Linked DNA regions of Mus musculus: region 2 is linked to region 1. Evidence: chromatin contacts called from ENCODE Hi-C or POLR2A ChIA-PET data. All regions are on one chromosome and are shown on one strand. The core of a region is the stretch at or near the end of the contact, and the rest is flanking DNA. Distances in the headings are between cores, read along the strand shown. Region 1 holds the start of Ppp2cb (protein phosphatase 2 (formerly 2A), catalytic subunit, beta isoform). Region 2 holds the start of Purg (purine-rich element binding protein G).

Region 1 (3,727 bases), core at 1,062-3,561:
ATGTAACAGTCGCCTCCATCAGGATTGTATGTGCTCAGCTCCTGATACTTCCCACCCAGCAGATTGTGTATCGTCACCCCTGCCTCACAGAGAAGCATCCCATGTGCAGACGGGCAGCTAGCTCGCTGTGGGGCAGCAGTGAATTCTGACTGGCTGAACTTAAATAGGGGGGATGGAGCCGGCTCAGCAGCTAAGAACCTGTGCTACTTTTTCAAGTGACCAGACCCCACAGCAGGTGGCTCACCACCACTGTCCCAGACAGCTCCAGGGAATCTGACAAGGCTGGCTTCCCCAGGTTTCATTCAACACTAATCACACAGACATACGATTAAAAATGAATAAATCTTCAAACCTATTATAAAATGGGACCAGACCACCAGGTGGAAGAAAACAGGGACACATGCACCCGTAGGCACATACCCGCATGGGCATACCAGGGTCATGCACAGGCCAGGAAGCCAGCTATTTCTCCCACTGGCAACTCCATCCTCTGGGCTAGAGGACAAAGCAGTGGGTGACACTGAATTTGTGGAGATAAGCAAAGAAAAGAGACCCACAGCCTAGGATGTAAGCTCAAAAACACGGGATAACTGGTAATCCAGTTTACTTAGAAGTGGAGTTTAAAAAAAAAAAAACTTTAAAAGACTCACAAACCTTCCTAAGAGTTTAAGACTTCAGTGTGATACTTCAAAGCCATGGTACAACCTTCTGTAAGAGTGGATCCTAAAATTATCAGAAAGTCAAATGGAAACACCTAGCCGGATTCGCCACCTCTTGGTTTATAGGTTGGATGTCACAACTACAATAAGGTTGACTGACTCAATTTCCAAACTGGACAGCCCAGTGGTGCTCCAGCTTGAGAGAGATCACCTAAAAGGTTACCTTTAAGACTTAACGAAATTACAGGTTATCACACAAGATAAATAAAAGCTAACTGAGACGATACACAAACAGTTTCTGAGGGAAACACCCTTTTCTTCACGGCTCTACTAGAAGAAAGAAACTCTCCTGTGCTAAGTACTTATTCAACCCACAAAGGCCCTGGTCAACTTGAAAAGCGCACCAAGAGCCATCTATCACTCCCCACCCCAAGTAAGGAGTGCCTGTTATCAGACGGATAAACAAAATCCTTTGGTAGGATCCTAACTTCTGGGGAAAAAAATGTAGACTCTGACTTGAATACTTAGCTCCGTTACTCTCTCGCAGGGCTCTTGAACATGGGGAAGCGAGTTAGCCCACAATAAAAAAGAGGAATGAAAAAAAAAAAGACTCTAAATAAGATGATATAAGCAAAAAAAAAAAAAAAAAAAAAAAACCCAAAAACCTAGCGGTTAATAAACCAATAGATACACACACATGTCTGAAAGCTGAGAAGACACGATCAAAAAGGGATTACCTAATCCATTACCTGCAAGCTATAGCGTGGGGTCGGGAGGGATACACAGGGTTAAAAAAAAAAAAAAGGAAGTAACTTTCTGTAACGTGGCCGGTTCTAAATAGCACCTATCCCAGTTAACGTTGCCAGTAAGCACCGTTTCCAAATTCAGCACCTGCTGTCTTCTTCCTGAAAAAGACGTCCCTCTCCATAGCCACTCGGCCGCCCAGACCAGCCTTCAGTCATCTGCCTCCGCCAAACCCAGGCTGGGAGAAGGCTCGGCCTGCCATCACGCCCACTAGTGTGCAAACAAAAGCTCCTTGCACTCCGTGGATCACCTGCGAGCGATCGACGCCACACTAACCACCGCTCGGTGTTAACGACTTTCAGGGCAGTTGTCCGTGGAGCCCGGGGACTGCAGCAGCCTGGTTTTCGGGGCGTGGGGTGGGGTCCCGCACCCCGTCCCCTACTCCAGCCGGGGGCCAGGGCCCGTTTCCCCCCCCGACCCCTGCGCGCGCCTCCGCGGCGGGCCGCCTACCTTCTCGCACAGCGTCCGCACTTGGTTCTCGTTCAGCTGCTTACACTCGTTCAGCTGCTCCACCCACTGGTCCAGCTCCTTGGTGAACGCCTTGTCGTCCATGGCGGCGAGCCGCGCGTCCCCGCCGCCTCCCCCGCCGCCGGCCCCCGGCGGGACCACCGAGCCGCGGAGCGCGCAGCCCGCGCCCCGCCCAAGCCCAGCGGGCAGCCGCGGGCCCCGGCCTCCGGGAGCGCCCGCCCCGCCCGGCCCCGGCCACGCGCCTGGGGCGCGGCGAAGGGCTTACGGCTCGGAGCGCAGAGCGCGGCGCAGCTCGGCTCGGCTCCGGCCCGACGGCGCCCGCCCGCCCGCTGCCACCCGCAGGCCTCTCCGCGCTCTGGCCACGGCCCTCTCGCTCTTTCTCTTCCCTCCCTCCGGGTTTCCGTCATCGCCCCGGCATTTCCGCCGGGAAAAGGCGAGTGGGCGGCGCCGCCGGGCCCGGCGCACGAGGAGGGGAGCAGCGCCCTCGCGCGGCCCGGCGGAGAAACGGTCCCCTTGCATCCTTCCCCCGGTCCTCCTGCCCACTCTGCCCTTGGGGAATCCGGTTCTCGCCTTGGACCTCTCTCCGCACAGGGCATTGAGACTGTTGGGCTTTTCCCTCAACCTTTCACTACCCTAGAGCATGCACTAAATATTTATTGAGTAAATTTCTACTCTTAGCAGTAATTCATTGCGTAGCCTTGAATCTCAGACCCTTTCTGTCTATATCAGAAAGATAACTTTTAACAAAGGATGTATTTACGTTTATGTCACGTGTGTACAGGTGCCTTGGGAGGACAGAAGAGAGTATTGGCTCTCCAGGAGCTGGAGTTGGTGGTATATGGTGCTAGAAACCAAATTTAGGGCATCTGTAAGAGTAGCACACATTCTTCATTCTTTCTTTCTTTCTTCTTCTTCTTCTTCTTCTTCTTCTTCTTCTTCTTCTTCTTCTTCTTCTTCTTCTTCTTCTTCTTCTTCTTCTTCTTCTTCTTCTTCTTCTTCTTCTTCTTCTTCTTCTTCTTCTCCTCCTCCTCCTCCTCCTCCTCCTCCTCCTCCTCCTCCTCCTCCTCCTCCCCCCCCCCCTCCCCCTCTCCTTCCCCTCCTCTTCCTTCTTTCTTCTTTCTTCTTCTCTTGGTTTTTTTCAACACAGGGTTTCTCAGTGTAGCCTTGGCTGTCCTGGAACTCATTCTGTTGACCAGGCTGACTTCGAACTCAGAGATCCACTTGCCTCTGCCTCCCAACTGCTGGGGTTAAAGGTGTGCACCACTACCACCAAGCTGTGTTTATCCTAACCTCAGCTAATCTCTTTAAACCATGAAATGATTTTTAAATTTTTCTGTGGCCATTCCATCTTATCATTCTTTGTTGTGACTACTATGATGCCTTGGCTGTAATTAGTGATCTTTATATAACAGGGGCTAGATACCGAGACCTTTAAAGCTGTGCTCACAGACCCTATTTCCTGGGTCTGAAACATGTACGGCTGCTTCTGCTGTTCGCAAGTGCTCAACAGCGTCATGGTTCCTGAGTTGGTTTTGTCAATTTCTCAGCTTGAAGCAATCCCCAAACTGCCTCTAGCTGCAGATTTGTCATTAGTTGAAATAAGTAAGCACAAAATCTTGTCAGTTGTGTGAGTACATGGACTTTGTGAAGTAGATGATCTCCAGTTTTAGGTGGGCTCTGGGCATCACACTCAGGCTTGTAGGCAAAGTACGCTGCCCCCCAGCCATCTCTGCAGACCTTGTTTATTTTAAGACAAGGTTTCTTTTATTCCAGGCTGGCTCCCTGCTCTGGAGTTG
Region 2 (3,970 bases), core at 621-3,120, 210 kb after region 1:
AGTGCAATGTAAATCTTAAGTTATCGTGATTAAAGGTCAGAATGTCACACTCTGTGCTGATCTGCATACTTCAATAGTCTGGAGCAGTTGAAGCAGCTAAACTATTTGGCTCTGGGGAGGTTGGAATTCCCATGAGAATTATAGTGATCTATGTATAACATAACATGAGAATCAGACTCCTTTTAAGTATAAACTATTAGAGGTATTACTAATAACAGAGGGCCCAAAAGAGGAGAAACTTCTTCAAATGATCATGATTACGGATCAGTACGTTTAGCCAATTACTGATTTCTAAATTCTGCCTGCTGGAGTTCAATTTCACGCTAGTCCAGGCATTCTTGTTCTTCACCACTGGCCCGACGGCCATCCATTCTCTTTTCCTTATGGCTGTTGCAAATTTTCCTCATCTCTTCTTCATACTTGATAAAATTCTCCCCAAACCTTGTCCAAGCTTTGAACGGAACAGTAATAGTATTACGGTAAGGCGGTCTCACCTCACTTACCTTCAGGAAAATTCCATATTTATTAGAGCCCACATCAAAGTAGAACCTTTTATTGTCCACTCTGAAAGAGGTCCCCTCTGGGAGTTCAAGTGGGTCGTCGTCTCCACACCTTCGTTCTTCTATGTCTCCTTCGCCGTAGTCTTCAATCAGCTGAACCAAGGCATCACGAAATTCAATCATACCTTGTGCTGGGAGGACAATAGTCTGATCCTGGCCCAAACTGTGGCCAAAGTAACCGATCATGCCAGTGCCCCGCATCATGGTTTGTCTAATCCTTAGGAAGCGACCTCGTTGGTTTTCCTTTAGGTCCAGGTAGTATTTCCTATTGTCCCTCTCTATATAGTCCGTTTTGAGGACACTGTGAGGATGCTCTTCTGACCCCACTGACACCGGTGGGGAGGGTGCAGAGTGCTTCTGCCGCCTCCTGGAGACTTGCTCTTTGCTCTGGCCATGCTCCTGTCTGTGGCCTTTCAGGCCCAGATGGGCATAGTGCTCGATGAAGTCGCCTAGACAGTCCTTCAGCTCTGCTGCTACCGACAGGGAGAGGGTCAGTTTACTCTTTCTGATATTGTCCTGCCGGCCTCTCCCTATCCAGACTTCGGCTATCTTTAGGAAGCGGCCCCGGGAGCTCTGCTTCACGTCTAGGTAAAACCTCTTTTTCTGGATGTCCACACGTTTGGAGGCTAGCTCCTGGATTTCGGATGTGCCCCCAGACTGATTAGGGGTGGCTGACGCGGAGTAGTGGGGGTAGTGAGAATGCTGGGCCTGGGGATAGAGTCTACTCTTGCTTAGGCCAGGGCCCCCTACATTCTTGCCTCCGCGGCCACGGCCGCCGCCGCTGCCGCCGCCTCCCCTTCGCCTGGCTCTTTCCATCTTCAGCTGCAAGTGACAAACAGACACACGGGGTGGGATGGGGGAGGGGTGTTGAGAACAATCGCAGACGCCCCTGGGTCCGCACTGCCCCCGCTGCCGCCGCCCGGAACCCCTACTCTGGCCCGGCTCTCGCGCTCCGGCCTCGGCCGGCTCCGCACCGCGCACACAGCATCCCCTCTGCCGCCCCAGGCCTCCCGCTCCGATTCCCGTACGCTGCCAGCCGCCCAGCTCCGGCTCGGCAGCCCCGGGGGTCCCAGCCAGCCGACACTCACATCATCTCCGTCACCGATGCCCTTCACGACCACCGCCGCCGCCGCCGCCAGCTCTCGGCCCCTCCGCCGCCGCCCCCCGCCTCCTTCCCCGCCGCCGCCGCCGCCGCCGCGCGCTCTGCCCCCCGCCGGAGCAGCGGGGCAGGGGCATCGCCTGCGGCGCCCACCGCCGCCGCCGCGCCTCCTGCGGCCGCTGCCTGGATTCGGGCACCGGCCCGACGCCGCGGGGAGGGCGGGAGGGAGGCGGGGAGCTGCCTGAGGGGCCGGGCTTGGGACCCCGCCTCCCCAGCCGCGCTAGCGGAAAGACGGGGGACTCGGGCTCTGCCTCCGGGCGCGCCCTGACGGCAGACAGCGCGCGGGGACCCGGCGTGCGAGAGAGCCGGCAGGAGAGGTGGCGGGAGGGTTGTGATTTCCCGCGACTCACCCGCACCTGCGTTGAGACTACATTTCCCAGCGTGCCCAGCGGCCGTCAGCTCTGAGCATGCGTGCTGCGCGGGGTGGCTGCGGTGGGTGGGAGGGCGGCGCGGCTGGGAGAGGTTGGGCGGGGCCGCGGGCGGAGTGCAGGGAAGGGCAGTCGCCAGACCAGAAGTGCACCGAGGCGCCCGTTGGTATAAAGTTAGTAAATGTGAGGCCTCTCTCGATGCCTGGGTCCTGGGCTTTGGTTCTCAGTCCTCCATAAATCATCCTGCTGGAGGAGAAGACCCTTAGATCTGGCTCTTCTCAGGGTAACGTGCCTTCCCCGCTTTTGCCTCTCCCCTTTGCGTACCCTGGGCTATATCTACGCATCTCGGACGCTTGTTTCTCTCTCCCACGAGGCTTTCTCTTGGGGTTGTGTTGGGGAGATTCTTGGAAAGGGAGCCTTGCCTCCTTTCTCCTTCAGATCCCCTGGAAAGGGGCCTCGGAGCCACAGGCCTCCTCTGGTCCCGTCAGTGGGCTTTCCCGCCTCTTCCGCCCCAGCTGCTGTTTATAGCGCTTCGGAGGCAGAGGTAACTGAGTCCGGGGAGGCAACCGACTTTCCACTACTGAGCAAATTGTTTTGGACCTCTTAAGGTTAAGTCATTGTACTAATGAGCATTTGGTCTTGTTGAATATGACTCGTTCTCCCATAGACCTGATATGTAAAAACCTGGAGAGCAAAAAACTCTTTAGGATGCTAATCCAGAGTCCCCAAATAACAAATTTCAGCCTTATTTTTCCCTTTGGTTTTATTGAGACCCGGCTTCTCTTCTGTAGCCCCTCACACTTTTAGCCCAGGCTGTCCTCGAACTCAAGAGAGTACGGCCTACCCTGTCATGCCCTCTTGATCTTTTATTAGAGATTGTATGCAAAGCCTGCGGCGTATAGGGCAGTTTGGTACTCGATGTCGTTGTATACTAGTTGTCCCCTGTGTCTCCTCTTGCTTTGAGGATGGAACCCCAGACTGGGACCACTCACCTGCTTGATACAGCGCTCTTCAATTGAATGGCATCCCAGCTCTGCTAATTCAGCATATAATTGTTGAGCGCTGCTGAGATAACAAAATGAATGAAACAGAAAATTTACCCATTTTTGAGCTCACAATTTAGCGGAAAGAGATACACAAAATGCCAAGTGCAGTATTGACAAAGTGAAAATGAAAGAAAGACGGGTGAGGGCCAGTGGGTGTTGGGAGGTACAATTCCCAATAGGTCCTCACTGTGAAGGAAGTGTCTATGGGACAGGAAAGAAAGTGCAAGCCTGAAGGAGGCTGCTTGGAGTAAGAGTAACCTAGAAAGGCCTTTAGGGTAGAGAAAAGGGGCCTGCTCTTAGAGATCAGAGAGATTATGCAGGATTCATGACTATGTTAGGAATCTGGTGTGTCATCCTGAAGTGTTGGGAAGCTCTGGTCGAGTTTTCAGGGAAACACACACACACACACACACACACACACACACACACACACACACTATAATTTGCCAGTTTAATAATTTTAAGTACAGTTCAGTGATAATAAATTACACTCTGCATGTGCAAATGTCGCCGCTATCTACTGCTACCACGTTCTTTGTTGTTGATTTGGGTTCTTGTTTGTCTGTTTTTGGATGCTGGGCATTGCCCATGCTATAAATACCTATTCTTTTACTGCGCACACCCTAGCCCTACTTCCAGAACTTGCTCTTCATCCTAAGCAGAGACTCTGCAGCCATAAAGCAATAACTCTATGGCCTCCTCTTCCCAGGCCCCAGAAATTTTTGTAATATTTCACTTCTCTTATGAATCCATGCATTTCAGATACTTCATGTAAATAGAGCCATTTGTTCTTTTGCACCTGACAGATGTGGCTCCGTCCATCCAGCAAGGTTTCCT

The links. A loop is a pair of places that touch in the nucleus more often than their neighbours do. ChIA-PET counts read pairs that join two places held with the same protein, here RNA polymerase II (POLR2A).
Region 2: a map of left cerebral cortex shows a loop between it and region 1 (9-fold over the local background). The contact joins the promoter of Purg here to the promoter of Ppp2cb in region 1. A Hi-C loop is called at or near these places in 14 of 37 maps with a recorded cell type or tissue (adrenal gland, gastrocnemius, heart and 1 more). POLR2A ChIA-PET finds 5 or more read pairs at or near these places in 2 of 5 experiments (Patski and embryonic stem cell).

Annotation. Positions count from the first base shown.
Region 1 is chr8:33,598,205-33,601,931 of GRCm38, reverse strand. Ppp2cb (protein phosphatase 2 (formerly 2A), catalytic subunit, beta isoform) reads right to left here and starts at 2,311. Exons shown (of 7, transcript NM_017374.3): 1 at 1,914-2,311. The coding sequence starts at 2,015.
Region 2 is chr8:33,383,742-33,387,711 of GRCm38, reverse strand. Purg (purine-rich element binding protein G) reads right to left here and starts at 1,870. Exons shown (of 2, transcript NM_001382855.1): 1 at 1,649-1,870; 2 at 1-1,382. The coding sequence starts at 1,376. The coding sequence ends at 324. Wrn (Werner syndrome RecQ like helicase) reads left to right here and starts at 2,185. Exons shown (of 34, transcript NM_011721.4): 1 at 2,185-2,370.